Regions from separate parts of the Homo sapiens genome. Here all the other regions are linked to region 3. Evidence: chromatin contacts called from ENCODE Hi-C or POLR2A ChIA-PET data. All regions are on one chromosome and are shown on one strand. The core of a region is the stretch at or near the end of the contact, and the rest is flanking DNA. Distances in the headings are between cores, read along the strand shown. Region 1 overlaps LIMS1 (LIM zinc finger domain containing 1). Region 2 has its middle 41 kb from the start of EDAR. Region 3 holds the start of CCDC138 (coiled-coil domain containing 138). Region 4 overlaps LIMS1 (LIM zinc finger domain containing 1).

Region 1 (4,519 bases), core at 414-2,913, 190 kb before region 3:
CAGAATGATATCCAGATGCTAGATTACGTCAATTTACAATAAACTTTAATTTAAGCCAGACTTTCAGAACAATTAGCACCTGTATAATACTAAAAAATGCCAAGTATCTGGGAAAGGTTGGGTGGGGAAGGAGAAAATAGTATCATCCATGGGGATGATTCAACTCTTAGGGCTGCCAGCCTAGCACACTGCTAGCAACAGCTGGGAAGAAATCATAAAGTGAATTTTCCACAGATAAACCAGCCAGAAATAACACCAGACTGCCAAGTCAGATGTGATTTCTTAGTCATAAAAGGTACTTTTCATTCCTGTAATCCTGATTGGCCTGGTCAGTAATTAAAAGTCAACATTCAGTTTTATTTTACTTATTTCTAGGACCATTGTAGAATCCTTCAGTCATTACATATCTGGTGAGACCCTAGTGGTAAGTAAAGGATATCCATGCACTTGAGGGGAAGGAAGTGTTCACACATGAAATAGCTAGAATAGTAACAAAGCTCCCTTTAAATTCAGACAATAGCAGTGAGCTACTGGTAACAGCCCAAAGGAGAAAATGAGCAGCAGCCAGAATTTTGAGATTAATTTTAATAATTTATTAATGAATGCACCAGCAGAGAAGAGGTGGGAAGGATATGGTCGACAAGTGGTAGGAGTAAAAAATTCAGCTGTGGGGAAGGGGTAGCTTTTGCTTAGAAAGTTCACCACAGACCCCTGCCCTCTAAGTTATGGTGAATTCTGTGGAAGTGATTAGAGTGGAGAAAAAGGAACAAAGAGGGTTGGAATCCAGACGTTCCATGACTAACCCCAAGATGACTAAACCAGCTACTGAATGCACCCACAGAAAGGGAAGTGACATTTACTGAGAACACATTTAGTGTTGCTGAACGCTTAAAATGCTTTCTTTGTGTTCTCAGTCCTTACCAGTCTGTGAGGGGGGTTTATTTTGTCTACATTACAGATGAAGAATCTCACCTGCAAATGAAGAAAGTTGGCTGGCCGACAGGAGATCGTTTGAAATGAAAGGATTCCAGGGTTTCTTTCTACTGAGCGTATTCAATAAGCAGGGCTTATTATACTATCTAGAATGGTGCTATCCTGTAGAAATACAATGTAAGCAGCATGTGTAGTTTTAAGATTTTCTAGTAGCCATTTAAAACAGGAAAAAAGAGATAGGGAAGATTAATTTTAATAATATGTTTAATTTAACCCAGTATATCAAACTGTCATCATGTCCAAGCTATATACATATCATGTCATCAGCATTTTAAAGTTACCAGGAGAATTCAGTGGGTACTTTAAAGTCCATCTGAATTCAGACTAGCCACATTTCAAGTTGCTACATGTGACTACTGGCTACCAAAGTAGACAGCATAGCTCTAAAAAAAAGGTAGACAGACTCATCCTAAAAAAAAATCGAATGTAGAGGCCCTGCTTTGAAGTCATTGAGAGGAATTATGGTGGGGCAAGAAAGCAGCTTCACCTGAGATGGAAAGCTCTGTGGAAGGAAGGTACCATACATAAAAGCAGGGCTGCTCTTGAAAGAATGTGACCATATCATGCAAGGACATTACTGACTGAAGGGCTATTTATGGAGAGCAGTAAGGTCATACCGACCTTTATCACCACTGCCAGTCGTGACCACAGGAAGGCCCTGTGGTGTTGACTGCTAGATGCTGAACCGTATTTGGGTGGGGGTTGCGAGGATGCTGTGTCTTGGCAAATCTACTAACCATTAGGAGTGGAAACCACAGCCTTTAATGTATGTGTGGATGTCATTCCCAAAGAATCTTTTCTTCCAGTGCCTTTTTCAGATGAGGAGGTGTAATGTGTGCTTGAGGAAGTAAGCATGAACAAACTACCTTATATGGGAATTCCCAGACCTCAGCTCCACCCAGACCAAGATAAATGATGGTTTCAGACTGCTATTCCAGCAAAACAGGGACCATCCTATATTTATAATATTCAGTCATTTCTTCCATGCTTTCTTACTTTAAAAAATGTTCTTGAAATTTTCCCTTGGTCTTCTTTCTTCTTGTGATTCTGCCTACTTTGTTGCCTTTGTCCCACTTAACTATTTTCTTCAGTTTTTCCCATTGTACTTGGTTTATTTTGTTGTTGTTGTTGTTGTTCTGTAGTCAACTGTGTACTAGGAATCAGTGTACCCCCCAGGTCCTGTTCTTGGCTCTCAACTGTGGGACTTTCATTCTGTTCCTTCATCTGAAAAATGAAAAACATTAGAATTAGAGTCCTTTATAATCTTTTAGGGCCCTCATTTTGCAGCTCGTTTGGAGCCTCTTTTTTTTATTGTGGTAAAAAACACATAAAATCTACCACCTTAATCATTTTTAAACTCAACAGTTCAACAGTGTTAAGTACACAAGAAGTTGCACCTATGATAAAATGTGAAATAAGATCTAGAGGCTTGAGGAGAACCTGAGGTTATCTGTGGAGGGTGGAAGGCTTATGCTGAAGTGGCCCCCTGAGAGCAAAGATCAGGAGTAAGGGACGATCTCCTAGTATTCACTTGCAGAAGTGACTTAAAGCTGCTAAAAGGATGTGTGTCAGGGCTTTGGCATTCTGCCGCAGACATAGAAAGACCTGATACTGTTTTGACTTCATGTGTCCCTGTAGCCATTCAGCGGCCAACATTTGTATAGTACTTTATCTTTCTCAGCTTATTTCTAATTAGCGATAATTAATACTCTTAGTATTAATACGAGTTAATTTGTAATTCTTACAAAAGAGTGTGAGATAAATGAGCATGTGCTGTCTTTAATTTCCAAAGGAGGAAATGAAAGGGTCCGTGGAAGATGAGCTGTAGCTGTGGAAGGGGCAGAAAAGCCAGAGGGTGGCTCAGGAGTCTGGTGTTATATATGATAACATTTTAAAAATAAGAGGTGAGGAAAATGGGAGCACACTTTTTGGAAGATTAACATAAATGTAAAATGATTTACAGAACAGATCAATGGAATTCAGTTAGGTCTCAGATTTTACTTTCCCCATTAGGGATGTATGTAAAGAAAGGGCATGTTGGCCGGGCATGGCACACGCCTGTAATCCTAGCACTTTGGGAGGCCAAGATGGGCAGATCACCTGAGGTCAGGAGTTTGAGACCAGCCTGATCAACATGGAGAAACCTCATCTCAACTAAAAATACAAAATTAGCCAGGCGTGGTGGTGCATGCCTGTAATCCCAGCTACTCAGGAGGCTGAAGCAGGAGAATCGCTTGAACCTGGGAGGCAGAGGTTGCTGTGAACCGAGATCACGCCATTGCACAGCCTGGACAACAAGAGCAAAACTCCGTCTCAAAAAAAAATAAAAATAAAAAGGAGGGGGGCATGTTGAGGAAATAGGAACTTGAAGTACTTGGGATGGTTCATTAATTTCCCTACGAAACATCTGTTTTTTTTTTTTTTTTTTTTTTTGAGTCTTGCTCTGTTGCTGAGGTGCAGTGGCATGATCTTGGCTCACTGCAACTTCTGCCTCCTGGGTTCAAACGATTCTCCTGCCTCAGCCTCCCGAGAAGCTGGGATTACAGGCACGTACCACCACACCCAGCTGATTTTTGTATTTTTAGTAGAAGTGGAGTTTCCCCTTGTTGGCCAGGCTGATCTCGAACTCCTGACCTCAGGTGATCTGCCTGCCTCAGCCTCCAAAAGTGCTGAGATTACAGATGTGAGCCACCGTGCTTGGTCAAAACATCTTAATTTGACCTTTTTTTTTATTCACAGACCACTTTGAGACTCAACACTTAACGACATTCATAGAAGAAAATGCACAAAGGCACATGCATAGAAAGTTTTTGTATAACTTCCAGGAATTCATGCCCCCAGTGCAGCCACAGCAACACGTGATTGTAATGATGATTGCATTTCTGAAGACTTTTTAAAAGCATTTTTTTGGATAGAAGAGTTAAAATGTTGTGAATTCTTGATAAATTGAATAAGCAACAAATACACTAGCAGTCACTAGAGGGTGATGTTTTCTAGCATACAACATCAAGTTCTTTCCGGCAGGTTGCCATTGTAGGTTCCTGTGTATGTGCTTGCTTGTACGTATGTCTGTGTGAAAGAGACAGAGGCACACACACAGACTGTCTCTACCTGCATAACTAAAAGAATTTCTTTGTGCATGTTTCTTTTTTCTCCTTTTCACTTATCTATAATACAAGCAAAAATGCTTTTTTTTTTTTTTTTTTGCGACAGAGTCTTGCATGTTGCCCAGGCTGGAGTGCAGTGATGCAGTCTCAGCTCACTGCAACCTCTGCCTCCTAGGTTCAAGTGATTCTCCTGCCTCAGCCTCCCGAATAGCTGGGATTACAGGCGCCCGCTGCCACACCCGGCTATTTTTTGTATTTTTTAGTAGAGACGGGGTTTCACTATGTTGGCAAGGCTGGTCTTGAACTCCTGACCTGGTGATCCGCCCGCCTCAGCCTCCCAAAGTGGTGGGATTACAGGTGTGAGCCACCACACCTGGCCAGAAATGCTATTTTTTTAAAGCCTTCTCCCACCTGTTCTA
Region 2 (4,117 bases), core at 1,551-4,050, 240 kb after region 3:
GTGAGACCCTGTCTCAAAAGAAATAAATAAAATAAAAACATATTGTTCGATTTTAAATGCTAAACCATAATTGACACCTGAGCCTCAGGGCTAATGGAAAGTACAAAGTGCATGCTGGGCCACGGCCCTTACCTCCACTGAAGGAAGAGCCTTACACCAAGAAGGTAGGCCCTGCTGCTGCACCCTGGCTTCCCCGTTGCTGGGAGGCCTGTCTCCACACGCCACCCTCAGGCCCTCCTGCACAGTGGCTCATGGTGGCTGACACACTGTATTTGAGGGTGACAGTCCTTGCATCAACATCTGGACAGTGCTGAATGCTGTTTCAATCTCCTCTGCTGTGCCCTAAGCATCCGATCCCAACAGCCCTCACTTAGAGGAGTGCTCTGACCTATTCCACAGGCCCTCCGAGGGTGGCAGACATGCACCCAAATGAGTAGCTTAAGTCAGTAGGCCCGGTTCTTGCCCTTCCCCCACACATATCTTGCCCCTCCTACACCTTGACCCTGGACCTAAAGCAGCAGAACAGAGCTTAGAGGTCATCGGGTCTAAGCCCCACTCCTGTCTTCCAGAGCAGCCTCACACTCTCAGGATCTGTGTGGCTGTCAGGGACTGTGAGGGCCAACTGAGAATGCATGTGTGAATCTGGCTGTCACGACTTTAGTTGTGATTGTTTATTTATTTATTTGTTTGTTTATTTATTTATTTATTTAGTAGAGACAGGATTTTGCCATATTGCCCAGGCTGGTCTCAAACTCCTGGGCTCAAGCAATCTTCCCACCTCAGCCTCCTAAAGTGCTGGGATTACAGGCGTGAGGCACTGTGCCCGGCCTATGTGATTGTTTATTTCTTTAGCCCTCACCTCATTCTAAACTACAAAAATAAATAAAATAAATAAATAAATAAATAAGGTTTAAGGCAAGATTATTGTTATTACTGTTAATAGGACACCTGGGCCCTTTCCTCCTTCATGTCAACACTGAGTCTATGGAGTCCCTCCCCATCCCAGCCCCCATTCACCCCCATGGCCGCAGCTGCTGGGTTCTGCCTTGGCCACTCCTCCAAGTTCCTTCCATAAAGCTAGTAAAGCATCCAGGAGAGGGATGATGAGGGACCATGTGTAAATGGGAGAAACTTCATTAGGGTAAGGAAGGCATGGGAATCTGGAGGTGGGAAACCATGATGTGGCTGACACTGATGCCTGAAGTTATTGAAGGGTGCCTCAGCCCTCCTGGGAAGCAGCAGCTCAGTGTGTGTCTGTCCGTTTCCAAGGGAAAACCTGGTCCTCTCAATGAGGGGAAAGAGGAGATTCTGCAGCATGTGTGTCCCTGCCGGGCAAACTTTACAGCATCAGGCTCCAAAAGTAGAGCAGGGTGACCCTGGGGAGCCCTCCCTCCTTCCTCGGCCTGGGATGCCTGCCTGCTGCCTGTGCTGTCTCCTCTGTTCCCCTCTCCTTTCCTGGCTGGAACAGCTGCAGGACAGGGCCCCCCGGCAGCCATCATCCAGCCTTTCATCTCTATCCTTGTCTCCAGCCTTGCCAGCAACTTAAGCCTAATCATTGCACAATGAAAGGCTGTTTCTCTCAAATGGATGCAGACATCCTTAGCCTTCAGGGGCAGCCTCTTATTTTGCTCACAGATAAGGCTGTTTATTTTAAAGAAATACTATACTAATAACCCTCTTGACTTGACAAGGATCCTGGTTGCTATCTCTGTATTGATGGATTGATTGATTCATTCATTCAGTAAGCATTTACTGAGTGCCAGTTCGAGTGTGTGGGTGAGTCTTAGATTTACTGCCTCCTTGACATCATTCTTTAGAAAGAATTCTTTGACTCTAACTTTTGTTTGCTACCTCAGAATGTTCTGCCTATGCAAAGAACAGTTTCAAATCAACCTGGATTCGAGAGCTCATGAAACTGATCCTCAGCCTTCATTTTCAGCCTTTTCCTCAATCCTCCCCTGCACAGCCAGCTGGCTCAGCACTCTCCCCAGCAGGCCATGCGCTCAAGTGCTTTACCTTCAACATTTTCCCACTGAAGACCCAGCCTTCTCCTCTAGCCAAATTATGGTATGCTACGTAAAATTCCTTAGAATTCTATTTTAAGTGAATTTCACGTAAGTAAAGCCCATTGTTAATGTCATTGGAAAGGTTATTTTTAAATGAAGAGGTGTGCCATACCCTGCCAAATGTGATAATGTGTATAGTAGCACCTAGCACAGTGCCTGGTGCATTCTGGATAGACAGTAAATATGACCTGAATGAATGAAAGAATGGGCCTCACTGTCTGATGGGATGAGGCTCCCTGAGAAGGAGTGGGGAGTGGTGGCCTCTTTGAGGATGACCAGCAGGCTGTTAAGCAGAAGGCTCCTTCTAGAATTGTACTTTCCTGAGTACCTAGGACCAGCTTGGGGCCCCTCAGGCATCTGAATTTTTGGACCACTTTGGTTTATATAACCCACTTCTTATCCAGGTTCTGTCTCTTGACAGTTTTTGTTGTTGTTGTTGTTGTTTGTTTGTTTTCTAGGTCTCACTATGTTGCCCAGGCTGGTCTTGAACTCCTGGGCTCAAGCAGTCCTTCTGCCTCGGCCTCCAGAGTAGCTGGGACCACAGGTGCACCACACCCGACTTTGGCAGTTTTTTAACATCTCCCAAGTCTTTATTTTCTTGGTAAAATGGTTTAATAATTGGTATATATACTCATAACTAGTACACAGACTAACACAGTGTGCATGTATACCACCATCAGTGTCATCTGCACCTTTTGTCTCACTGACTCATGGTAAGACACGGAGCGCTCCACGAGGGGACGCCATGTGTGGAGATGCTGGAGTCTAAGGGTATTGTGATTGGGCAATGGTAAGAACTCCGGGTCCCTAAGTCCATTCCTGCTGCTACAACAAAACACCTTAGAGAGTAATTTATAAATAGCCATTTCCTTTTCACCGTGCTGGAGGCTGGAAGTCCACCATCAAGGTGTCAGCAGTGAGGGGGGCCTGTTCCTCACAGATGGGGGCTTCTTGATGGGTGCTGGCTGACTCAGCACAGATGGGGGCTCTGATGTGGCAGGGGTGGGGTAGAGACGGGAACGCTCTGCAGAAGGAGCGGAAGGGAGGAAACAGCTTCCTCCAGCCTTCTTATAAGGTTATCAGCCCCGTTCCCCTTACGACGGAATCACTTCCCTGGAGGCCCCCTCTTACTACTGTTGCACCGGGGACTGGGCTTCAATCAGTAGCAGCAGGGGATGCGCGCTCAGACCCAGCAGTCGGCTCTGCCCGCCTCGCCGGGCTGCACCGAGTCCGCGGGTCTCTAGCGCACGGCCTGGCCCCACGTGCGGCGAGGAGGGCGCAGTGAAGTTCTGCTGTGTGCACCCCCTGCAGCTCGGCCGGGAAGCGCCCGCTGGAGGAACGGAGAGCGCCGCTTCAGCGTCGGCCACGTGGGCCGGGCTCTGCCGGTGGCAACCTGGACGCGCTGCGGGCGCCGGCGAGACCTGCGCCAACGCCTACCTCCGGGCCACAGGCGGGATAAAGCTGCCCCACTTTGCCCCCAGCGAAGAGAACCCTCCTTCCTCTAAGTATTTTCTTCAGCAACTAAGCTTTTCTGTTTGCTCAATTTCTTGTCCCGTGAGCGCTACCACCCACCCCCCGCCACCTTCTTCCCCTCCCCCCACATCCGTTCACTCTCTTTGACCTTTTGCCAAAACTCTGAACGCTCGCTGCCCTCCCTCCCATTTCCTCACCGCGTTTCAGGAGCTGTAAGTTCTTGGTGTTCAAACCCCCTACGGTTACGTAAACAGAACTCTGCAGTTATCTTCTTTCCCTTTCTTCGGAGCTTTGTTTTCAAGTTCATTAGAGACTTCCTGTGGGTGTAATTACCGCTCTGCAGTTTTGAGCGCTGCCCACCTTCCCCCTGTTTTGTTAAAAATGTCATAGATCTTTGGAGATTTCTTTCACTTCTAAAGTTATTACCTGTCTGCCTGCACATCAATCTTGTTGATTTTATTTCAGGGCATTTTCCGGAGTGAACTTCTGCATAGCGATTTTTTTTGTCCCTCCCCACCCCCTCTTTGTTTTGCAGGAAGGTGAAATAAGACAGAAGAAAAGGGTTAGAACTTTAGAAC
Region 3 (4,572 bases), core at 1,565-4,064:
GCTATTACAATTTGATAGTTATGTTCAGCTTTTGAAAATGGACGTTTCCGATTTACAAATGTAAAATTGCAGCTTATAGCTGTTGTCACTTTTTAATGTGTTATAATTGACCTTGCATGGTGTGAAATAAAAGTTTAAACACTGGTGTATTTCAGGTGTACTTGTGTTTATGTACTCCTGACGTATTAAAATGGAATAATACTAATCTTGTTAAAAGCAATAGACCTCAAACTATTGAAGGAATATGATATATGCAATTTAATTTTAATTCCTTTTAAGATATTTGGACTTCCTGCATGGATATACTTACCATTTGAATAAAGGGACCACAACTTGGATAATTTAATTTTAGGTTTGAAATATATTTGGTAATCTTAACTATTGGTGTACTCATTTATGCATAGAGACTCGTTTATGAATGGGTAGAGCCACAGAACGTATAGAGTTAACCAAAGTGCTCTTCTCTAGAATCTTTACACCTCCTGTGTGGTTACAAGTTAACTTTGTAAGTAGCGTACCTTCCTTCCTTAAAATATCTAGCTTCCTGTGCCCTTTCATAGATATTCGATTAATTTTTACATTTTAAACAAGTTGACTATTTCCTTTAGGGGTTTTGTTTCAAACTTTTCTGTCATCTGTCTCTACTACCTCAGAAACTGCAGCTTGGTTCTGATGATAGAAATTGAATTTTTCCTTGTAGTTATTGTGATAAAGTATGAATATTTTTAGAAAGTCTATACCATGTTCTTTCGTTAAAGATTTGCTTTATACAAGATTGTTGCAGTACCTTTTTCTGGTAAATTTTGTAGCAGAAATAAAATGACAATTCCTAAGAGCCACTGACATCCAAAAAATTCATTACTTACGCTTCGGGTTCATTCTAAAGTAAGGAAGACAATTTAAAGGCAGTAAATTCAAACTGCTGCATAATTTCCAGAGCTCCTAGTTTCTCAAGTTTGATACACACCAAAAACGTATTTGGAAATGGCTTGTATCAAATGTTAGGCAAATTGCTAAAGAAAAGAGGATGTTCTTATTGGCCTACTCAATATGGAACTACAAAGAATCCAGGTAGAACACAAAATTTTGTATATTGCAATTATGAATATTGACTGTCTTCCACCCATCTGTGTTCTTTCGGGTGAAATTACCTCATTTTATTTAGTGAGGAAAGACAGGTTTATTCCCTGTTACATGGGGATTTGGAAATTGGGTATCCTAAAGCAAGTAACTGTTCAACCACCAGTCAAAAGAGGGGAGGGATGTTGTGCGAGTAATGAGTGATGGTATACCATCACCATTCCACTCGGCCACAAAGCCAGATACTTGAAATAAACCTACTCCAAATGTATCAGTTCAGTCTTGAACCATGGATTACATATGTTTACACTAAATATTTCAAATTGGCTTATTTGGAAATCTATGTAATATAAACTGATGTAAAGTGTGTTGTAACTTTTCAGCTGAGACAGTTGATGCCTTCGTCATGATTTTAGAATAAATTCTTAAGTTAATGCAAGTGCTTTTTAAGAGACTTTTTACAGATTTGTATGCTTTCCTAAAGCACTAAAGTTACAAATTAAAAAGCTTTAAAAACTTTGACCAAAAATTTGACAAAATGACATGTAAACTGACTTTTCCCGTATTAGTATTCCAAAGATGCTTAAAAGTGGCTTGTGGCATTTATGAGAAAGTCTTTGTGTCACATTTCAGGAAAGGACTTTGATTTCTCTTTGTTATTTAATCACTGATGTGGTCTAAACCCACGATAATATGTATCTTTCCTTTTAAACTGGATTTTATGTTGTCTCATTAAAATCTGCTTAAAGATAGAATAAAATTCATTATTTGTACATCTTAAGTGGTACTTTATGGCAAAAAGTATGGCCTAAGTAATTTTCAGATAATAACTGCTGAAGTACAGATTTTATAAAACTTGGGCATTTGGGAACTTTAATCCAGAGAATTTAGGAGTTGTTAGTCCAGAGATGCAGCTGACAGTCACAATTTAGAAAGTAAAAGATTACACCACTGTAATTTTATGAATGAGAAAAATGAAGTGGTTGTACAGTTCCCCTCAGTCAGTTTTGTTTAACATAGGTTTTCAGGTTGATGTATACTATGTACTATGGTTAGCACTGTTGTAGGTATTGGCAAAAGCTTTTTTCTTTTCAAAAAAAAAAAGTTTTTTTTCCAGGGTGCTTACATTCTAACTATTCTTTTTAATACCCTGTTATACCCCATATGGAACACAGGGAAAGTGAGGTAATCTGCAATGTCTATGCTCAGCTTTCCCTTTTTTTTTTTTTTTTTAACTTTAAGAGATGGGAGTCTTGCTATGTTACCCAAGATAGATGTAACTCTCAGGCTCAAAGCAATGCTCCCGCCTCAGCCTCCTTAGCAGCCGGGACTACACGCGCGCCACCACTCCCGGCTCAGATATACTCTTGGTTTTTCTTTTATATGGCAGTTAGCAAAGGTCACTTCTGATGGAACGACCGGTCTATGTGGTGAGCGCAACGCACACCAAACTTAACAGGTTAAATGGAGCTGGAGCGGAGCGCTGCAGGCAGGTGCGGGGCCTCGGTGCCCCTCAACCCGTGGCACCCAGGCAGCCGGGGCAGGACTATCGCGGGGAGATGCAATACTACTCAGTTACGAGGTGTGTAGTGCTAGCACGAGAAACTTGGAGGACGCGCTGACAAGCCGGGCTGCAGTCTCCGGGTCGCCCCGCCCCGCCCTTTCCCTGCCGCCGTGCGTGCCTCGGGGGGGCGGGGTCTGGCACGTCGTGACGCACTGCGGCCGCGTAGCGCCGCGGGTTTGATGAACGCGGTTCCCGGGGAGACTGGTACGGTTGCTGTGTGCTATGGAGCCGAGGGTCGTCAAGCCACCGGGGCAGGATTTAGTAGTGGAGAGTCTCAAAAGCCGCTACGGACTCGGGGGCAGCTGCCCCGACGAGGTGAAGCCGCCGCCTGAGGTCCGCGGGTGGGCTCCTGCTGCTGGGGGGCGGCCCGCTCCGTGCCCCGCGCAGCCGGCCTGGGGGCGCGCAGCGGCTCTGGTCCCGGCCCCGGCACTCCCGCCGTGGCTGCGGCTTGGGCCTCGTGGAAGCAGGCGGGAGGGGCGGGCGTTGCGCTGCGGGGGTGCGGGGGTGCCGCTTCACCTATGCCTCTGTGTTCCTGGTATACTGGGCATGGTGTGGTGTTGGAGAAAGTGCTATTCAGCTTTTTTTTGCAGTGATGTGAGTGGAGTTGTGAAAACAATTGAATTGCTTTTTAAAAGCGGCTTATTTCGAAATAATTTCGGACTTACTCAAAAGTTGCTGCAGTATTACCAAGAATTCCCTTGTACCCTCACTTGCATTCACAAATTAATATTTTGCCACATTGGCTTTACCATTCGTTCTCTCCCCTTCCCTCCCTACAAACGCATTTTTTCCCTTTGAACTATTTGAGGGTGATTTGCAGGCATCATGCCCCTTTACCTCTGAATAGAAATAACTTGTGCATTTTTCCTAAGCATAAGGACGTTGTCTTTTAATAACCACAGTAATATTTTCAGGAAATTTAGAATTGGTATAATATTTGGTAATCTAGAGTTCATAAGAAATTTCAGCAATTATCTCGATAAAACCTTTTATAGGAAAATTTTTTCCTAGTGCAGATCCGACCCAAGAACGAGCATTGATTGTATTTGATTGTCCTTTTTGTTGCCTTTAATCTGGAACAGGTTCACAGCCTTTGTTTTCTGTAAGGTTGTTTTTTTTTTGAGAAGTGTAAGAATTATTTATTGGATTGTTTCTCCGTTTGGGTTTATCTTATAGATGCTTCTTCGTTAGATTGATTATGCATTTTTGGCAGGAGCATGAGATGAGTGATGTGTGGCCTGCTGTGGGGAGGAACATGACGTTGGTTTGTCACATTATTGATGATATTAGTTTTGATCACTTGGTTAAGATGGTGTCTACAAGATTTCTCCACTCTAACCTTTGTAATTAATACATAATTTGTGGGGAAATATTTTGAGACAGTAAATTGATTTTTAGTATACAAATTAAATCTTTTCTTTTTTTTTTTAGTATGATTTTTCAAATTTTTATCAGTCTAAGTATAAGAGAAGAACTCTAACCTCCCCAGGTAAGCCGGTATTTTGTATATTTGGGGGTTTCAAAAATTTAATTTGAGGCTGGGCGCGGTGGCTCACGCCTGTAATCCCAGCACTTTGGGAGGCCGAGGCAGGCGAATCACCTGAGGTCAGGAGTTCGAGACCACTCAGGCCAACATAGTGAAATCCCGTCTCTACTAAAGATACAAAAAATTAGCCGAGCATGGTGGCGGGCGCCTGTAATCCCAACTGCTGGGAAGGCTGAGGCAGGAGAATCGGTTGAACCCGGGAGGCAGAGGTTGCAGTGAGCCGAGATGGCGCCACTACACTCCAGCCTGGGCAACAAGAGCGAAACTCAGTCTCAAAAAAGAAAAAAATAGGCTGCGCGCGGTGGCTCACGCCTGTAATCCCAGCACTTTGGGAGGCGAGGCGGGCGGATCACGAGGTCAGGAGATGGAGACCATCCTAGCT
Region 4 (4,178 bases), core at 379-2,878, 150 kb before region 3:
CACTGATCGCCTCAGTTCCTTTATTCTCCTCTTGTTCTTGAGGACTGACCAATGGGTGTGTGTCCCTGTTTGCCTCTTTGCTGGGGTCACAGAGGAACCCAGGAGCTCACATTGAGTGGCCCCCAGACATGTCACTGGGGCCAGAAAGTGCCATGAGGATGGGGGTCTACACTGGGGTGTGGGGTGGCCATATCTTCTGGCCCTGACTTGAACAATGAGTCCATGTGTGGCCTCTAGTTTACATAAATAAAGAATGGCTGTGGCTGGGCGCGGTGACTCACGCCTGTAACCCCAGCACTTTGGGAGGCCCAGGCGGGTGGATCACCTGAGGTCAGGAGTTCGAGACCAGCCTAGCCAACATGGTGAAACCCCATCTCTAAAAATACAAAAATTAGCTGGGTGTGGTGGCAGGTGCCTGTAATCCCAGCTACTCAGGGGGCCAAAGCAGGAGAATCGCTTGAACTCGGAAGGCAGAAGTGGCAGTGAGCTGAGATTGCACCATCACACTCCAGCCTGGGGGGAAAGAGCAAGACTTCATCTCTAAAAAAAAAAAAAAAAAAAAAGAATGGTTGTAATCCCAGCACTTCAGGAGGCCAAGGCGGGTGGAATTCAAGACCAGCCTGGTCAAGATGGTGAAACCCCGTCTCTACTAAAAATACAAAAATTAGTCAGGCGTGGTGGTGGGTGCCTGTAATCCCAGCTACTTGGGAGGCTGAGGCAGAGAATTGCTTGAACCCAGGAGGGGGAGGTTTCGGTGAACTGAGACCGCACCACTACACTCCAGCCTGGGTGACAGAGCAAGACTCCATCTCAAAAAAAAGAATGAGGTAGACAGACTTGGACTCCCGTTTAACTGACAGGTTTATTATTCTGTACCTTTACGTGATAACACACTCCTCCCCCCCGTCTGTTCCTAGTTTTGAATGTAAATACAGTTGTTTAAATCGTCTGTTCCTAGTTTTGAATGTAAATACAATTGTTTAAATTCCTAAGTGACATCTTGGAGAAAGAGCCCAAAAGGTCTAAGTACCATCAGCTGCAGAGTCCTCACATAGGCTGCCTCTGTCGGCCTGGGTCCAACCAGGAGAGAAAACCCACACGCTAATTTGAACAGGAAAGGTTTAATATAAAGATAGAATTACTAACTCTAACAAGGTTTTGGAGTAATAAGGAATTGGCTAGTAAGAGGAGAGAAAGCAAAAGAGTATAGGAATAGCCGCTGTAAGGAGCAGCCACGGACCCTAGAGCTGAGTTAGAGTGCCAAGGGAGGAGCCCTACTCCGTGCCCGGGGTCACACTACCAGGGCATGCTGCATGCAGAAAAGTCGCTGGCACAGATTGCTGGAAATCCTCCTTTCCAATACCAGAGAAGGCTGTTCCCAGTGAGTTCCCTCACCCAAGGTACCCCCTACATAGCTGACTGCCAAGGGATGGGTGCTGCTGGCTGCATGCACCATCAGGGTCCAAGGCACTCTGCTGTAAAACTTTTGAGGGGCCAGTGCCACTGAAGCTGGTGCTAGCCACCATGCCCTGCAGGAGCTAGACACCGAAGAAGCCAGAGTGCTGCAGGAGCTTTGCCCAGGGAGCAGGCAGGACTGGGAAGCAAACCTCTTCCTCCTGCAGTGTCTCTCCAGCACCCTCTACTGACAAGGTCTCAGTGCTGCTCATAGAGGACAAAGATTCACAGAGGTAGCAGTAACTGCATCACCAGCACCTAGCAATATCCCAGTGATGCCTCCTACAGGACACAAGGGGGTCTGTCTAAGTGGGTAATTGCCATATTTTTATATATTATTGCTAGATGTATAGAATACCACTTTTTGAGAAGAGGTAAGGAATGGAATAAAGAGCTTCCTACTTAGCCCTGTGAACTGCTTTCAAAAACCATAGCTTCATTCCGTGACAGAGAATGGAGAGCTCTGTGTGGGGAGAGAGGAAGGTTGAGCACAGGAGCCTGCAGAACAAGAGGAGTGACTGAGGCCCCTGGGAGATGCTGCTAGCCTGGTTGTAGCTGGGCAGTGTTACATGAGCACCAGCTTACAGTGGTTGACCTCCTGACCTTATACTATTTCCACATCTTTTTTCATTGTACTTATGGCAAAATCTAAGTTATGGTAGCTGAAATAATCCCTTGCCTTTCTGTGTACATTTCACAAAATTTAAAGTTAATGAAAGAAAAGAAACCTTTTTAAATTCAGCAAAATATACATATATGTGTGTGTGTGTGTGTGTGTGTGTGTGTGTGTGTGTGTGTGTGTGTATTTTAGTTCCTCTGCTTCATCCTGGTCAGTATTTTCAAATGCTGTTTAATGCAGTAAAATCTACACAAAACATGTTCTGTGTCAAAAAGAAAATAACGGGCAGTGAAAGATATGTACATTTGAATTTGAAAAGGTTCATTGTTTTCACTTGACTCAAGTGAAATGTTTTTTATTCTGTTCTATTCTGAAATTCTCATGGTTTTCTTTTACCTTATCATTGAGGGAAGTAAACCCCGTGTTAAGCTTAGTCACAAAATAAAAACTCCCACGGACTTCCCTCCCAGTGTAGCTGAAGGTTAATGTCCAGGGAGATAGCCTTGACTGAGTCAGAACTAAAATAAGGGTGTTATTTAGAGCCAGATACTCTGGTGCTACAGCCACTACAGCCGTGTCAAGAGCTCCTGACACACTGGAGGCTGTCACTGGTGATCTGGGCGTTCTCCTAAGTCAGCATTCCTAGCTAAAAATACTGCCATTCTGTATTGGAAACACAGCTTCCTCTAATTTGTCTGTTTTGACCAGAACACAATGTTATCTTTTTAAAAAGCTGTTTAGGTGTGAGAATGTATGTTAATGGATCACAATACGAATAAAAATAAAAGAATGAAAAGATAAGTGATTTGAAATATAAAGGAACTAGTACAGAGACATTTTCTAGTTAAAGTTTCTAAATGGTCAGAGAAAAATCACCTAACCTATGAGAGAAAATTTTAAGATTTTTTTTTTTTTTTTGAGACAGTATCTCGCTGTGTCTCCCAGGCCGGAATGCAGTGGCATGATCACAGCTCAGTCATAGCTCACAGGCTCAAGCGATCCTCCTACCTCAGCCTCCTTAGTAGCGCCTACAGGTGCATGCCACCGTGCCCGGCTAATTTTTCTATAGAGATGGTGTGTCACCACGTTGCCCAGGCTGGTCTCCAGCTCCTGAGCTCAAGTGATCCTCCTGCCTCAGCCTCCCAAAGTGCTGGGATTACAGGCATGAGGCACCATGCCCAGCCCAAGAATGTTTTTAAATTGACTAAACACTGCTTATTTGAGGGACCATGGGAGAAAAAAAAATTGTGAGGTGGCTTATAGATTTCAAACTATAGTGATTCTGATTGATCGAGCTGTCTTTCTTGAGGAAAGTTACGCCAAAGGCAACGAGCTAGACTGAGCTGTCTGGGTGTCTGGGTAGGGACGCAGCTCACCAGGGCTTGCCCTCTTTAGATGCCCTCTGCAGGCAGTCTAGGGACTTCTCTCAAGATGTCCAGTTTGATTAATTGCATGATGACAGTGTGCTTGGTGCCATGAGGGGTATAAAGATTCAACAGAGGCTGGGCGTGGTGGTTCACGCCTGTAACCCCAGCACTTTGGGAGGCCAGGGCGAGCGGATCACCTGAGGTCAGGAGTTCGAGACCAGCCTGTCCAACATGGTGAAACCCCGTCTCTACCACTAAAAATACAAAAATTAGCCTGGTGTGGTAGCACATGCCTGTAATTCCAGCTACTCAGGAGGCTGAGGCACGAGAATCACTTGAACCCAGGAGATCGAGGTTGCGGTGAGTCAAAATTGCACCACTGCACTCCAGCCTGGCAACAGAGTGAGACTCTGTCTCAAGAAAACTAAGCACAGGCTGGGCACGGTGGCTCACGCCTGTAATCCCAGCACTTGGAGAGGCCGAGGCGGGTGGATCATGAAGTCAGGAGATCAACACCATCCTGGCTAAGATGGTGAAACCCCGTCTCTACTAAAAACACAAAAAATTAGCCGGGCGTGTTGATAGGCACCTGTAGTCCCAGCTACTCGGGAGGCTGAGGCAGGAGAATGGTGTGAACCCGGGAGGCGGAGCCTGCAGTGAGCATGGATCGCGCTACTGCACTCCAGCGTGGGTGACAGAGTGAGACTCCGTCTCAAAAAAAAAAAAATGTCTACTTA

The links. A loop is a pair of places that touch in the nucleus more often than their neighbours do. ChIA-PET counts read pairs that join two places held with the same protein, here RNA polymerase II (POLR2A). Pooled maps may share reads with other maps.
Region 1: a pooled map shows a loop between it and region 3 (6-fold over the local background). The contact joins the enhancer-like site here to the promoter of CCDC138 in region 3. A Hi-C loop is called at or near these places in 3 of 168 maps with a recorded cell type or tissue (B cell, CD4-positive, alpha-beta T cell and naive thymus-derived CD4-positive, alpha-beta T cell), 16 of 37 single-sample maps with no recorded cell type and 18 of 50 pooled maps. POLR2A ChIA-PET finds 5 or more read pairs at or near these places in 1 of 52 experiments (activated naive CD4-positive, alpha-beta T cell).
Region 2: a loop to region 3 is called in a map of CD8-positive, alpha-beta T cell, with 4 times the contacts of the local background. The contact joins the enhancer-like site here to the promoter of CCDC138 in region 3. A Hi-C loop is called at or near these places in 4 of 168 maps with a recorded cell type or tissue (CD4-positive, alpha-beta memory T cell, CD8-positive, alpha-beta T cell and naive thymus-derived CD4-positive, alpha-beta T cell) and 10 of 50 pooled maps.
Region 4: a pooled map shows a loop between it and region 3 (2.2-fold over the local background). The contact joins the enhancer-like site here to the promoter of CCDC138 in region 3. A Hi-C loop is called at or near these places in 5 of 168 maps with a recorded cell type or tissue (CD8-positive, alpha-beta T cell, OCI-LY7, naive thymus-derived CD4-positive, alpha-beta T cell and 1 more) and 10 of 50 pooled maps.

What each region holds. Positions count from the first base shown.
Region 1 is chr2:108,593,513-108,598,031 of GRCh38, forward strand. The region is part of intron 1 of LIMS1 (LIM zinc finger domain containing 1); the gene reads left to right. Among named protein-coding and RNA genes, the nearest start is that of LIMS1, 61 kb to the left of the region's middle. RefSeq lists an enhancer at 384-1,583 and silencers at 775-864, 885-934. Within about 2 kb of position 1,664, at least 10 of the 41 ENCODE cell types and tissues checked have a DNase peak (open chromatin) inside an H3K27ac peak, as active enhancers do.
Region 2 is chr2:109,028,256-109,032,372 of GRCh38, forward strand. It overlaps a transcript of RANBP2 not described here. Among named protein-coding and RNA genes, the nearest start is that of EDAR, 41 kb to the left of the region's middle. Within about 2 kb of position 2,801, at least 9 of the 41 ENCODE cell types and tissues checked have a DNase peak (open chromatin) inside an H3K27ac peak, as active enhancers do; they include CD8-positive, alpha-beta T cell, where a contact is called at or near this core.
Region 3 is chr2:108,783,957-108,788,528 of GRCh38, forward strand. It overlaps CCDC138 (coiled-coil domain containing 138), which reads left to right and starts at 2,815. Exons shown (of 15, transcript NM_144978.3): 1 at 2,815-2,959; 2 at 4,076-4,133. The coding sequence starts at 2,867. It overlaps RANBP2 (RAN binding protein 2), which reads left to right. Exons shown (of 29, transcript NM_006267.5): 29 at 1-1,853. RefSeq lists a silencer at 2,624-3,213.
Region 4 is chr2:108,634,888-108,639,065 of GRCh38, forward strand. The region is part of intron 1 of LIMS1 (LIM zinc finger domain containing 1); the gene reads left to right. Among named protein-coding and RNA genes, the nearest start is that of LIMS1-AS1, 42 kb to the right of the region's middle. RefSeq lists an enhancer at 1,394-1,968. Within about 2 kb of position 1,629, at least 25 of the 41 ENCODE cell types and tissues checked have a DNase peak (open chromatin) inside an H3K27ac peak, as active enhancers do.